3 separate regions of the Homo sapiens genome follow, and all the other regions are linked to region 2. Evidence: chromatin contacts called from ENCODE Hi-C or POLR2A ChIA-PET data. All regions are on one chromosome and are shown on one strand. Each heading gives the region's core, a stretch centred on a gene start or an enhancer-like site at or near the end of the contact. The rest is flanking DNA. Distances are from core to core; before and after follow the strand shown.

Region 1 (4,382 bases), core at 90-2,589, 100 kb after region 2:
ATGATCTTGGACACCTGTGCACCCTGAACGTGGTAGGGGGGACACTCCCCATCTCTCTTCTCCCCCCGAACTTCTCTGGGACTCTGGCGAGGGCTGCCATGGTGGGCGCTTATGCCCTGGTTATGAGGCTGAAAGGGCACCTTTGCTTGGCATCCTTCCCTGCCTGCTCTTCCCACCCCCTTCCTGGGTTCTCTTGGGCGCACCCCCTTGTAAAATCACCTGCACACACAATGCCTACCTCAGGCTCCGCTTCTGGGGACCCCCCCCCCAACAAAAGACATCAGCCCATCCATCCCCAACGCCAACAGATAGTCCCCAACCACCTTCCCTGGGCTCAGAACTGGCCCCAGCCAGGGGACACCGCGCGTAGGCACCTGCAGCCTCGCATGCTTCAGCCAAATTCCGTGGCTTTCCCGCCTCCCGTGTGCCCCACACTCGGGGTCTAAATTTGCACCTGCTGGGCCTCTTCCCTGCAACCCGCCCGCACATCGCCAGGCTCTTCCAGGAATCCCCACCTGCCCGCTGGGAGCCTGTCCCCTAAGATGGGGGCCCTGGGTGACTGCGCTGCTCTCTGTAAATATTCACGTTCTGGCTGAATGGACGGGGATAACATGAGGCTGCTAAGGAGGCGACTAGGAGGACCTGGCTCGGGGGCTGGCTCTGCGACCTCGGGCCAAGTCCTCTTGAGCTGCACGATTTTGAAAATCATGAACTGCAAGGGGAAACTCAGCACCTGCAAAAAGGCATCACAGAAGGCGAAGCCGGCCAGAAGGACTCGCGCCGCATGCAGCGCGCTGCCTAGCGCCGGACCGAAGCCCGGACCCTCCAGCCCACCTTGTCCGATCCATCCCACCCAAGAAGGCATCGCGCACTACAACTCCCAGCAAGCCCCGGGCCCCTGCGCCGGCGCTGCGGGTAGGGAGCCGCGCGCGGCATGCTGGGAGTTGAAGTCCATCGCTGCCCCACCCGCCCAAGCCGGCCCACTGCGCACCTCTGGGAGTGGTGGGCCAGGCGAAGGTGCCATAGCGCGCGGCCCAGGCGCTGCTGCTGCAGCAGGAGCTGGCCCGGGGGCTCCCCGGCGCCGCCGTTTACAGGCGAGCGCAGGCCCATGTTCTCGAAGTAGTGAGCCAGGAAGGCGATCGGCTCCTCGGGCCGCGCCTCCAGCACCTTCAGCAGGGCCGCACGTAGCATTTCCGTCACGCCGACCTGCCGCAGGAAGTCCTCCTCGCTCTCGGCCGCCCCCGCCGCCCGGGATACCGACTGGCGGCCGCTGTCCGTGAAACCGGCCGGCGGTGGTACCGCTTGCCGCCGCTTCTCCACTGCCGCCATCTTCGCTGAGGGCAGCGGGACCGGAAGCACCGCCATATTCCACTGTGCGCTAGAGCCCCCCCAAGGCGGCCATCTTGATTAAGGGCAGAGGGCACCGGTATCCCGCTGGGAGACTTTGGGAAGTGACAAGGGTACGCTACCACTTTCCTTGTGTCCTTATTGGCACTCTCTCTTCTCCTCCCTCTTTGTGTATATTGATTGGCTCTCCTGGCTTTGGCCTCGGTCCTGAATTTTGCCAGACTCCAAAATGGCTGCCTCGGAAGTGCTTCGTTTCTGGCACAAAGCCGGATTGCTTGCCATTTGGGTAGTGAGCGAGTCCTTCATTAGCATGGTCTCCTAGCAACCAGTCTCCCTGGTTAGCAGAGAAGCCTGACGGAGCATGCGCGGGGCTGGACCTGCCCAGGACTGCTGGACCCAGCCCCGCGCCCGGCCCCCAGACCCTTTTCTCATGTTCATCTCTGAGCCTTGGTGCTGGGGGTCGAGCTCAGCCTGGCCTTCCGCCTAACTCAGTCAACGTCTGAGTGCGTAGCTCACCTCGTGGGAGAAGCCCCCTCCCCAGCTCCGCTGCAGCTGCGCTGAGCCCCTATTGGCGGCCACACGGGCGAGCATCCCGCGCTGTTACCCCCTGACCGCCAGAGGGAGCTTTCTGACACCGCAGCCTCCAGAGCTGTAAACTCTGCCATGGCTCTCCAGGGCCCCCGGGCTGGCACCTCCAGGCCTTCATCGCCTGACCTCGCTTCCGGCCGCCCTCCCGGCCCTCCCAACCCTCCGCAGCCCGCAGCCACCTCAAAACACAAGCAGTCTCCTCCATAAGCCGCCTCTGGGTGTGTTTCCCCAGGCGACCTCTGTGGATCTTCCCTCACTGCTTTCGGGGACTCCTGGTTAAGCTTCTCACCGAGGAAACCACTAAGCCCTCGCGTTTCCCCGCCCCGGGCAGAGCTTGCTGGGTGCCGTCCCCGTCCCTCAGGGGCGTTGCCCCGGGCAGGGGGCAATGAGAGCTGTTTGCCGGGGGACCGTTCCACCATCCTCCCAGCACAGGAATCTCTGGCGGGCAGACCAAATGCCCTTTGTAAAACGTGAAGTAGAGGTTCCTCTTCAAATGAGACTTTCCTCCCCATCTAATTAGGAATAAATAGTAACTTCTCTTAGAAGCAAAATGTATTCAAAGGCCTGTGGTAGGCCGGGCGCGGTGGCTCACGCCTGTCATCCCAGCACTTTGGGAGGCCGAGGCGGGCGGATCACGAGGTCAGGAGATCGAGACCATCCCGGCTAACACGGTGAAACCCCGTCTCTACTAAAAATACAAAAAATTAGCCAGGCGTGGTGGCGGGCGCCTGTAGTCCCAGCTACTCGGGAGGCTGAGGCAGGAGAATGGCGTGAACCCGGGAGGCGGAGCTTGCAAGTGAGCCGAGATCGCGCCACTGCACTCCAGCCTGGGCGACAGAGCGAGACTCTGTCTCAAAAAACAAACAAACAAAAGACCTGTGCTAACATTCTTTGTTAATTAATTGTTAATGTTATATTGAATATATATAATGTAATAAGGAAATCAACATACTTTATGTTCTTAGTGCCCACAATGTAGGCTAAATATCTGCCCTGGCATGCTTATACTGGTCCAAGCAAGCATTAGGTCATAACCTGTTCCTCTTCCTTATTTGAAGGTGTTTTTACCTTTCTTAGCATTCCACAAGCTACTTCTTCCTTCCTTTGTTCTCCTCTGCCTTTGCCTCTTTTTAAAAGTTCCAAGCTGCTAGCCGATCGGGATAAATACAGAATGTGAGGTCCCGTTCCAGCCAATGGAAACCGTCCCGTTCCAGCCAATGGAAACCGGACAGAGCAGTAGGGTGGACGCGTCAGGTTATAAATGACCCTGTCTCCTTTGTTCTGGATACTCTCGTGGCAAAACTGCTGGCCAGTGTACCCTTTCTGCAGAAAGTAAAACAGTGGCCTTGCTGAGGAAATGACATTTATATTCAAGTGCTATTTCTTTACGGCACCGGGGAACAAGCATTTCTAACACTTTCTTCTCCAGCCCCGGACTGTGGGATGAGGGAGATGGAGCCATCAGGGCAGGACCCACAGTCAACCCTCTGCTGTCCGGAGCCCTCAGACCTCTCCTCTCCACGGAGTGGGTGTCAACTGAGAAAACTGACACGTTTGTATCATTTTAGGAGGTTTATTTGCCAAAGCCTCAGGAGGTCCTGACGACAGGGGCCCAGGGTGGTCAGGGCACAGCTTGGTCTTACGCATTTTTAGGGAGACGTGAGACATGAATCAATGTATGTAAAAAGTACGTGGTTCCGTCCAGAAAGGTGGGGACCACTCAGGGAGGGGCTTCAGGTCATGGGTAGGTGAGACAAACAGTGGCCTTCTTTTGAGTTTCTGATGAGCTTCTCCAAAGAGGCAATCAGAACATGCATCCATCTCTGTGAACAGAGGGATGACTTTGAGTAGAATGGGAGGCAGGTTTGCCCTGACCAGTTCTCAACTTGAAGGGGTCCAAGCTATTTTGCTTTCACAGGGGGAAAGGCTGGCCACTCAGGAGGGGCTGATCCCGACCTGGCCGGTCCCCCTTAACCCAGCCCAGGCCGACACCTGGGGCAGAAGCCTCAGAGAAGCTGGTGGGTGGGTGTCGTCCTCAGCCAGGTGCCGGCAGCGTTTCCAGAGGTGATAGGTGGGCAAGGCCAGGAGCAGCAGTCCCAGCACCGCACTGCTGGTCCACAGAGCCGCGGGCAGCTGGTCACCCGCAGGTTTGGACGCTGGGGAGAGAGTGCAGGAGACCCCGGTCAGAGCCCTCCAGGCCTCTGCAGGCTTGGGAAGGGAGGAGCCCCTCAGAGGCTACACGTGCTTCCAAAGTTACCACGTTCCCTGAAATTTCACAAAGGACTTTACCATGACCCTTTTGAAATGCGCATAGCACCTTAGAGTTTAGAAATGGGCAGTCCAGGCCAGGCGGGGTGGCTCACGCCTGAAATCCCAGCACTTCGGGAGGCCAAAGCGGGTGGATCACGAGGTCAGGAGTTCGAGACCAGCCTGACCATGGTGAAACC
Region 2 (4,375 bases), core at 1,342-3,841:
GTTCTGGAGTGAGGCTGTGGTATCGGGTGCAGCACTCTGTTAATACTAAAAGCCACCGCATTTTATGCATTTTGTGGTCTGAGTGTTATATCTCTACAAATGAATGAATGGAAACCGTAGTCATCAAATGCAATTAAACATTCTTGGCGAAGCGAACCGCAGTGTGTGCCTCCTGGGAGCAACGGGTGTACACGCCCCCCCAGAGGCATTCCCGGGGCCCGAGGTCCCTAGTGTCAGGCCCGTCCTGCCCGCCTCCTCGCCCAGCTCCTCCAGCCCCTCCTCGGGGCCTCTGCCCGAGCCAGGTGCTACACCGGGGACACCCTGCCTGGCTCACACACGGCCTTGCTGATGTCGCCTCCCCGTCCTCGTCCCTCCCCGCTTCCCAGAGCTGCTCTCTGCTGCCTGCGTGATCACGGCCGCCATCCCTAGGCCCCGCTTCCTGAGGGTGGGACCTTCAAGCACACGGCAGGGCACGCAGTCGGCGCTCAATAACTGTTTGATGTGTGTTGTGGGTTGAACTACATCTCCCAGAAAGACAGGCTGACATCCTGACCCCCGGTTCCTGTGAATAGGACCTTATGTGGAAATAGGGTCTCTGCAGACATGGCCCAGTTAAGGCGAGGCCACGAGGAACCGGGTGGGCCCTGATCCAACGACGGATGAATTTACAAGAAGAGACAGAGACACACAGGGGAGAAGGCTGTGAGCAGATGGAGGCAGAGATCAGGGAGATCAATCTGCAAGCCAAGGGCGCCTGGAGCCCCAGACGCCGGAAGAGGCAGGAAGGATCCTCCCCAGGGGCTCCGGGGGGGTAGCACGGCCCGGCCCACGCCTTGATGTTGGGCTTCCGGCCTCCAGGACGGTGGGAGGCCGAATCTCCGCTGTTCAAGCCACTCAGCCTGTGGGTATTTGTTCCCGCAACCCTGGGAAACTTGCCCAGGGTCACTCAGGCTACCGGAACAGAGCTGGGAGTTAAACCCGCTCCAATCAGCCTCAGTGCCCCCAGGACCTGGTGCTCAGCGGGGCCTCTGCGGCTCCTCCCTCCCCACCCCCTGCCCTGCTTCTGCCCCGCCCTGTCAGGCACAGACCCAGGCAGTTCTGCTAAGGGGGCAGCGGGAAGCAAGGCGGGGGTGGCGGGGGTCCTGGGGGTGCAGAGGCTCACGGGGCGGGGAGGGGAGGGTGTGTACGCAGGTCTAGCTCGAGTCCCTCCTGCTGCAGCCTAGGCACCTCGCCTCCCTCAGGGACCGGCTCCTGGGCTCCAGGAGAGGGAGGCCGGCCCTGTACCGGAGGCTGCCTCCCGCCCGCCCGGCGCCCGCCTCACCTCCCGCAGGGGCCCGTTGAGCTCGCCCAGGATGCTGTCCTCGTCAAACATCTTGCCCTGGTAACGGTGCTCATAGTAGTCGTGGATCTTCTGGCGGAAGTCAGCTGGCAGCTTGTGGAAGGACATGTACTGCTCCACCTGCTTGTACTGTGGGGAGGAGGCGAGGCTGGGTCAGACACCGCCCCCGGCCTGCAGCGGGCACAGGGGCACCTGCTTGTACTGTGGGGAGGCGAGGCTGGGTCAGACACCGCCCCCAGCCTGCAGCGGGCACACGGGCACCTGCTTGTGGGTCAGACAGCCCCCCGGCCTGTGGCGGGGAGATAGGCCTTCACACCTGCTTGTACTGTGGGGGGTCAGGGCTGGGTCAGACAAAGCCCCCGCCCACAGCGGGGAGACAGGCCTCCGCCACACACAGGGGCGGCCAGATTCAACAAGAGCAAATAAACATGCTTCTATTTAAATCAAAGTTGAATTCGTTTCAATGATAAATTCCATTTTTTTTTTCTGAGACACTGTCTCGCTCTGTGGCCCACGCTGGAGTGCAGTGGTGCAATCACAGCTCACTGCAGCCTCCGCCTATGGGCTCAAGCAATCCTCCCACCTCAGCCTCCTGAGTAGCAGGGACTGCAGGTGTGCGCCACCACGCCTGGCTGATTCTTTTATTTTTTGTGGAGATGAGGTCTCGCCATATTGCACAGGCTGGTCTTGAACTCCTGGGCTCAAGGGATCCTCCCACCTCGGCCTCCTGAGTAGTGGGGATTACAGGTGTGCACCACCCTGCCCTGCTAATTTTTTAATTTTTTGTAGCGATGAGGTCTCGCCGTGTTGCTCAGGCTGGTCTTAAACTCCTGACCTCAGGCGATCGGCCTGTCTCGGCCTCCCAGAGTGCCGGGATTACAGGCAGGAGCCACTGCACCAGGCCGGGTGCCCTGAACTTTATCTAGCAACCCTATCCCTGAGGAATGGGTGGGCACCTGACTCTACGAGGAGAGGCCCCAGGTACCCTGACACACAGGACCCCCTTCCCGGGGGCTCTGGCCCTTCCCTGATGATCTTTCCAGAAACCATCGGGTCAGCCCCTCCTGAGCAGGGAAGGGAGCGTGGGTGCTGGGCGGGGGTGCCAGGCCCTGCTGTCCCCAGGACGGTGCCCCCCGGCAGCTCCAGCCTCACTTCCGCCCCAGCCCCGCCCGGCCGCAGCTGCCCTGAGCTCAGCGGAACCCGTGACGGCGGGCGGGTGGTGGCACCAGCTTATGTTTGGGTGTGAGGCCCGTGGCTTCCGGACAGCAGGGCGCCTGGCACGGGGCCCAGCTGACCCAGCCAGCCACTGCTCGGGGCGCGGGAGAGGGGGGCACTTGGCTCCCAGCCAGGACCAGCCAGCCGCCTAACATGGGGAAACTGAGGCACAGAGTGGTGCATGAGGCCCAACTCCAGGGGCTGCCAATGGGGCCAATCCTAATCTCCCTCCACCCCTCCCAGCTCCCCCGTGTCCCCTCCACTGCCAAGCCTAGGATTAACCCAATGGACGCTGCAGGCCAGAGGCCGCATCTGAGCAGTGGGGCAGCCTTGCTCTCCCTGAAGCCTGGCCCTGACTGCCGGCCACCGGCGTGTCCTGAAGCAACCCCAGGCCTCTCAGACCCCGCCAGGCCCTTCCCTAACCCAGCCCCATCCTGAGCCGGCCTAGAGACCCCCAGGTGGGCCCAGCCTCCTGGCAATGCCCCTTCAGCCCGGGGGCTTCCCGATGTCCAAAGACTGACCCTGTCCTGCCCTGATCCCAACTCACCCCTTCCTGCCCAGCCTGCATCCCCTCCCCAGCCCCCGCCCCACGTCCATCTCCAGGCTCTGGACCTCCCTCCCTGTCACAGGGTCAGAGAACCTCTCACCACCGGCCGTTTCTCCTCCTAATCACAGCCACAGACCCCCAGGGTCCCCTGCTCCCCATCACGCGGTCTCTGCCCTGAGCGCGCCACTTGAAGCTGAGTGAAGGGCTGAGACTGCCTCTCCCCTCAGACCCCGGGGCCGGGCCCGCCCCTCCCCTCAGACCCCGGGACAAGGACTACCTCCGCCCTCAGACCCCAGGGCAAGGCCTCCCTCCAGCCTCAGACCCCAGGACCGGGCCTGCCTCCCTCCATCAGACCCCAGGGCCTGGCCTGACTCTCTCTCAGACCCCAGATCCAGGCCCGCCTCCCCCATCAGAACCCAGGCCGGGGCCCGCCTCCCTCAGACCTTCTCCTGGTACTGGCGCCGCGAGGAGTCCAGCGACTGGATGAGGGCAGTGGCGTGGCCGATGAACATGGCGTAGCAGGTGGCACCCACAATCATGCTGAGCATGGTCAGCCAGATGTCCGTCATGCTCTCGGGCGCCTGCCGGCCGTACCCGATGCACAGCATGTGGCTCATGGCCTTGAAGAGTGCGAAGGAGTACAGTTCACTCCACGAGTGGTTCTGCAAGGCCAGCAGGAGGGGCGGTGGTGGGCAGGTGCTCACGCCCCAGGAGCCCTCGGTCCTCAAGGGCCCAGCGCCCACCCTCTGCCAAGCACTGGAGGTGGTGAGCTCCCCATGTTCAGAGGTAACCAAGAGAAATGGAGACCCAGGTAGATGACATGGTTTGCACACTTGTCACAGTGAGTTGGCAGGAGGGCCAGGGCTGATTCTACCTGCCCGCTTCACTCCTGGGGAAACTGAGACCCCAAGGGCGAGAGTCTGGGTCCCGCCTTTTGCAGCCTCTGAGATCAGAGCATCTGTGAGGTCAAGAGGGGGCAAAAGTTCCAGGGAGCATCTGGGCCAGAGCAGAGGGGCAGGGCGGGCAGAGACACCAGGCCGGCCCAGGAGGTCCTGCCGCACCAAGTCCTCAGCTGACCCGGCCGGGAAAGGGGAGCCGCGGGGCTCTGTTCAGGAAATGGGACCGCATGTGCGGGTGGCAGCCAGACAATGGGCTGCCTCAGCCTGGGCAGCTGTGCCAGGCTCTGGGGAGGGGCACTGGCGGGTCTTCCCTCTGTAGCTCCTGACCCCATCAATGCCCACCTGCTCTGTGTCCAAACCAAACACATCCCAAGT
Region 3 (4,173 bases), core at 1,124-3,623, 72 kb before region 2:
GTGGGGTGGGCTGCCTGGCTGAGGCTCCTGTAGACCCACCAACCTAGGGGCACTTTTCTGGGCACCACAGGTAAGGCACTGCCTGGGGGCTGGAGGAGGCTGGAGGAGGATGCCCAAGCTCCCCACATTCCTCACCCCAGACCGGGGAAGCTGGATATCCTCCGTGTTGTCCTCTCCCCATAGCTGGTCTGAGGCTGTGGTTTACACGCAGGCACAGGTAGGCGATTCTGAGCATCAACGCAGATGGAGGGGAGGGTGAGCCGTCGTGGGAGAACTGGCCCAAGACCAGCACCTGGCTGGTGTCGCCAGCCCCGGCTGCATTGGTGGGTGAGGCAGGTCTGGCTGGAGTCTGGGTCTGCAGGCCTGGCCGGGGCAGGTTGTGGGGGACCAAGGAGCCCTGGGTGTGAACCCCACTGTGGAGGCAGCAGGCACCTAGTGGTGCCACTGGGACACCCGGCTCCAGGACTCCGGATGTCACACATGCGTGAGTCTTGGCGTCTACACCCCCCTCGGGGCCAGTGGGTGAGCAGTGGCCCGTGGTCCCCGCCAGAGCTCCCCCAGAGTGGACTTGGCTCCGCCGGACACAGTGCCCTGCTCTGAGCTGCCGCTGGCTGCTCCACGTCTGAGACCACGCGACGTTGCCTCATGAACTGACGTGGACAGCAGCAGGGGAGACGCTGGGTGGTTCTGTGGCCAAGCACAGCCCGTGTCAGGAGCACAGGCCGTGCCCTTTCCCAGGGGGCACACTGGGCATTTCTCAATGGCCTTCACAGGACGCAAAGGGGCACACAGAGGCAGTGGGGAAGCTGGAGTTCTTGGGCTGGCAGGGAATGGTGGCAGCCTTCTTGGCCTTCATGAAGGGCCTGGCTTGCTGGGCTAAGGTCACAGTGTTCTGAGGTCCCCACACGCACTCAGACTAGACCCTCCGTACACACCCAGGCTAGACCCTCCATACTCACCCAGGCTAGACCCTCCATACACACCCAGGCTAGACCCTCCATACTCACCCAGGCTAGACCCTCCATACACACCCAGGCTAGACCCTCCATACTCACCCAGGCTAGACCCTCCATACTCACCCAGGCTAGATCCTCCATACACACCCAGGCTAGACCCTCCGTACTCACCCAGGCTAGACCCTCCGTACTCACCCAGGCTAGACCCTCCGTACTCACCCAGGCTAGACCCTCCGTACACACCCAGGCTAGACCCTCCGTACACACCCAGACTAGAGGCTTGGGGCTGAGAAAAGCAGTCATGCCTCTTCAGGAATTACCAGCAGAGAATGCCCAGCCCTCTTGATAGTAGCAATAATTAATAGGTTTATCCCCAAAGGAGCGGAAGTGTGGAATCCTCCCCGGCAATAGGTCTTAGGGTAGGGGCTGGGGCATCCTAGAGAAGGGCCCTAAATCAGGCGCTCAGTGTCCGGAACGCAGGTCTATCCCACCCACCAGCCGGCCCCCAGGCCTCCCTTCCTCAGTCCTTCCAGGATATCGTCAGGGAGGTTCTGGGATCCCCAAGTGGTCCGAATCCGGGCTCTAAGGAGTGTCCGTGGCATATAAATTAGACTCTGCTGTGGCAATAAATAACAGGGGATGATGGGGGGCCTCGGGCACCAGGCCCAGGCCTGTCCTGCAGGCTCACACGAAGTTCTCTTCCTCTTCTGCAGACTCACCACCTGGCGGCTCCTCAGGGGTGCCTGCAAGGGTCGATAAGAGCATTGAGGGCGCAGGGCAGGGGGTTCTCCGGCCCCCAGGACAGGCCTGTGCCCCCGCCCTGCGTCTGCACCTGCGCAGCTGCCCGCGTGGCGCACGCCGATGGAGCGGCCCAGGAAGCAGGTGGCCTGGCGCATGTGGCACGAGGAGATGTAGGTGACGTTGTTGTTGCCGCAAAGCTCCTGGCCGGGGCTGGAGGGCACAGGGCAGGGCGCCGCTCGACACACCACGCAGTGGGCGCTGCCCGTCTGGTCCACGACGCACGACTGTGGCCGCGGGCACACCACGTGCTCACAGGACTCTGCAGGCCGGGTGCCAGGGGAAGTTCAGGGGACATCTCGCTGAGAACCCCGCAGGGCTCTTGGCCCCAAGACCCACCCTTAACCCCCAAGATGCGAAAACCCTCTGGTAGGAGACACAAGCACCCCCCCGCCCCCCGTGAGCCCCCCTCTCCATTCCACCCCTCAGGCTCCACCCACAAGCCCTGCCCTTCCCATTGTACCCAGGAGCCACACCTCTTTCGTGAGCTCCTGCCCCTTATGCTACCCAAAGCCCCGCCCCTCCGCGACTGCGGGGCCGCCCACCCAAACTCCACCCACAAATCCCCGCCCATCTCCACCCAGGAACCACGCCCCAGCCAAGAGCCCCGCCCCTTACATGACCCAGTCTCACCCCCCTGGTTCCATCATGCCCCTCTGGTTACACCCACAAGCCCCTCTCTGAGTCACGCTCCCGCTCTGACCATGCCACATACCTCTTGCCCAGTGTGAGCCCCCAGAGGCCCACTATTTTCCAAATCCCAACCCTACAAAAGACCCTACCCCGTGATACTCCCTCGGAAGTATAAAGACGCCCTTACTCAGGCCCCACCGCCACCCATGTGACCTGTCCTGGGCTGGAGGCCCCGCCCCTACGCACTGCGGCAGCGGCCCCGCCCCTCCAGCAGGCCCCGCCCCTCCAGCAGGCCCCGCCCCCGCAGGCCTGGCCCTCACGCATTGCGGTAGCAGCCCCGATACGTCACGCTCAGGTCCGGGTGGTCCCGCCCCAGGCCCCGCCCCCGCCTACTGCGGCAGCAGCCTCGATACATGACGCGCAGGTCCGGTAGGTCCCGCCCCGCCCCTCCACAGACCACGCCCCCACGTACTGCGGCAGCGGCCCCGGTACATGACGCTCAGGTCCGGGTGGCCGCGGCAGCGCGCGGCGCGCAGCTCGCACTCGTCGCGGTAGGTGGCGCCGTCTGAGCCGCAGACCTGCAGCCGCGCCGGGAGCCCCGAGCAGTCGGGCGCGCACTCGCAGCGCGGGCGGCCCCCCAGCATGCGGCACGCCTTGCCCGGGCCGCACTCCACGCCGTCGCACGAATCTGCGGACAGAGGACACGCGCGTGGGGCCGGGCGCGGGAGGGTCCCGGGCGTGGGGCCGCGCGAAGGCCTCGGGGCCCCTCCCTGCGCCCCTTCTGCAGGGCGGAGGCGGGGGCGCCGTCCCAGGTCAGGGTCAGTCGGAGTCGGGGCCCTCGGGTTCCCAGGGGCAGGGCTCAGGGTCCGGGCGCGGGACCGGTGGGGCCGAGGTCCGCGCTGCGCCTGCGCTGGGGGGCGGGGGCTGGGCTCGGTGCGCGCGGGCCGGGGCGGGGGGGGGTCTCTGCCCGGAATCGGGGTCCAGCGGAGCTACGCAGCCCCGGGCCGCTCCTCCTTGCAGCTGGCTGACGTCTGCTCCCGATGCACGCGCTCTTCTGGGAAGGCCGGAGGGGCCCCAGCTGCGTCAGCCTGGGGTGTTCCGCCCTTGCCAGGCGCGAGTCTGGGGCTGCCAGGACCTTCCCCCAGGAGGCGTCGGGGAGGGCGGGGCGCTGGACGGCCCTCCTGGCCTGGGGAGCGATTCCAGGGGAGGGGGCCCCCCACAGCCCTAGGCCTCTGAACCAGGAGCTGCCCCGCAGCCCCGCTGCTCAGACAGGGATATTGAGGTCCTGCTAGGGAAGCTCTCTCTGGGGTCCCCGCCCCCGCTTTCAATGTGAATGCTCATCGCCTCCTAGGCTTATCGCATCTTCCCAAGTCATCATTTTACAGATGGGGAAACTGAGGCCGGGTCGCAGCTATGAGTGCAGGGGCCCAAGCACCTCAGTTTGAAAGCTGCAGCCAGGACCCAGATGACCAACCCCCTTTCTGTTATCTGGGGGTCTGGTAGGGCCTCTGAACACAGCTGTTGAGTTTATGTGCCAGCCTCAGTTTCTCTGTGTGTAAAGTGGGGCTGACGAGGGAGCCCCACTTCCAAGGCAGTGCGGCACTCCTTAGGGGATGGCCAGCGCCCGCCACGCAGCCCTTGCAGGGCATGTGGGCCGCACCTGGGCGGCCCCGGCACAGCGGCTCACAGGCACATCTGGAAATGCTCGGCCAGGGTGGCTTTTATGCGAGCGAGAACGGAAGGGGGCCTGAGTTCCGTCCCCAGGGCCAGATGAGGTTGGGGGTGG

The links. Hi-C counts contacts between places; a loop is a spot of excess contacts on that map. ChIA-PET counts read pairs that join two places held with the same protein, here RNA polymerase II (POLR2A). Pooled maps may share reads with other maps.
Region 1: a loop to region 2 is called in a pooled map, with 7 times the contacts of the local background. The contact joins the promoter of TPGS1 here to the enhancer-like site in region 2. A Hi-C loop is called at or near these places in 1 of 168 maps with a recorded cell type or tissue (naive thymus-derived CD4-positive, alpha-beta T cell), 1 of 37 single-sample maps with no recorded cell type and 9 of 50 pooled maps. POLR2A ChIA-PET finds 5 or more read pairs at or near these places in 9 of 52 experiments (CD4-positive, alpha-beta T cell, CD4-positive, alpha-beta memory T cell, activated CD4-positive, alpha-beta memory T cell and 5 more).
Region 3: a loop to region 2 is called in a map of naive thymus-derived CD4-positive, alpha-beta T cell, with 9 times the contacts of the local background. The contact joins two enhancer-like sites. A Hi-C loop is called at or near these places in 3 of 168 maps with a recorded cell type or tissue (CD4-positive, alpha-beta T cell and naive thymus-derived CD4-positive, alpha-beta T cell), 4 of 37 single-sample maps with no recorded cell type and 12 of 50 pooled maps. POLR2A ChIA-PET finds 5 or more read pairs at or near these places in 4 of 52 experiments (CD4-positive, alpha-beta T cell, CD4-positive, alpha-beta memory T cell, T-cell and 1 more).

Annotation. Positions count from the first base shown.
Region 1 is chr19:504,454-508,835 of GRCh38, reverse strand. It overlaps TPGS1 (tubulin polyglutamylase complex subunit 1), which reads right to left and starts at 1,339. Exons shown (of 2, transcript NM_033513.3): 1 at 992-1,339. The coding sequence starts at 1,329. MADCAM1-AS1 (MADCAM1 antisense RNA 1) reads left to right here and starts at 947. Exons shown (of 3, transcript XR_936221.4): 1 at 947-1,460. It overlaps MADCAM1 (mucosal vascular addressin cell adhesion molecule 1), which reads right to left. Exons shown (of 5, transcript NM_130760.3): 5 at 3,493-4,091. The coding sequence ends at 3,871. RefSeq lists enhancers at 1,194-1,533, 1,406-2,263 and a silencer at 2,064-2,193.
Region 2 is chr19:607,352-611,726 of GRCh38, reverse strand. It overlaps HCN2 (hyperpolarization activated cyclic nucleotide gated potassium and sodium channel 2), which reads right to left. Exons shown (of 8, transcript NM_001194.4): 4 at 3,545-3,763; 5 at 1,322-1,468. It overlaps LOC107987266 (a long non-coding RNA gene), which reads left to right. Exons shown (of 2, transcript XR_001753828.2): 2 at 573-1,787. Among named protein-coding and RNA genes, the nearest start is that of HCN2, 20 kb to the right of the region's middle. RefSeq lists an enhancer at 508-817. Within about 2 kb of position 2,591, at least 5 of the 41 ENCODE cell types and tissues checked have a DNase peak (open chromatin) inside an H3K27ac peak, as active enhancers do.
Region 3 is chr19:679,176-683,348 of GRCh38, reverse strand. FSTL3 (follistatin like 3) reads right to left here. Exons shown (of 5, transcript NM_005860.3): 3 at 2,860-3,075; 4 at 1,789-2,016; 5 at 1-1,699. The coding sequence ends at 1,641. Among named protein-coding and RNA genes, the nearest start is that of FSTL3, 4.9 kb to the right of the region's middle. RefSeq lists enhancers at 1,318-1,866, 1,867-2,416, 4,101-4,173 and silencers at 2,237-2,336, 2,527-3,306, 3,337-3,646. Within about 2 kb of position 2,373, at least 41 of the 41 ENCODE cell types and tissues checked have a DNase peak (open chromatin) inside an H3K27ac peak, as active enhancers do.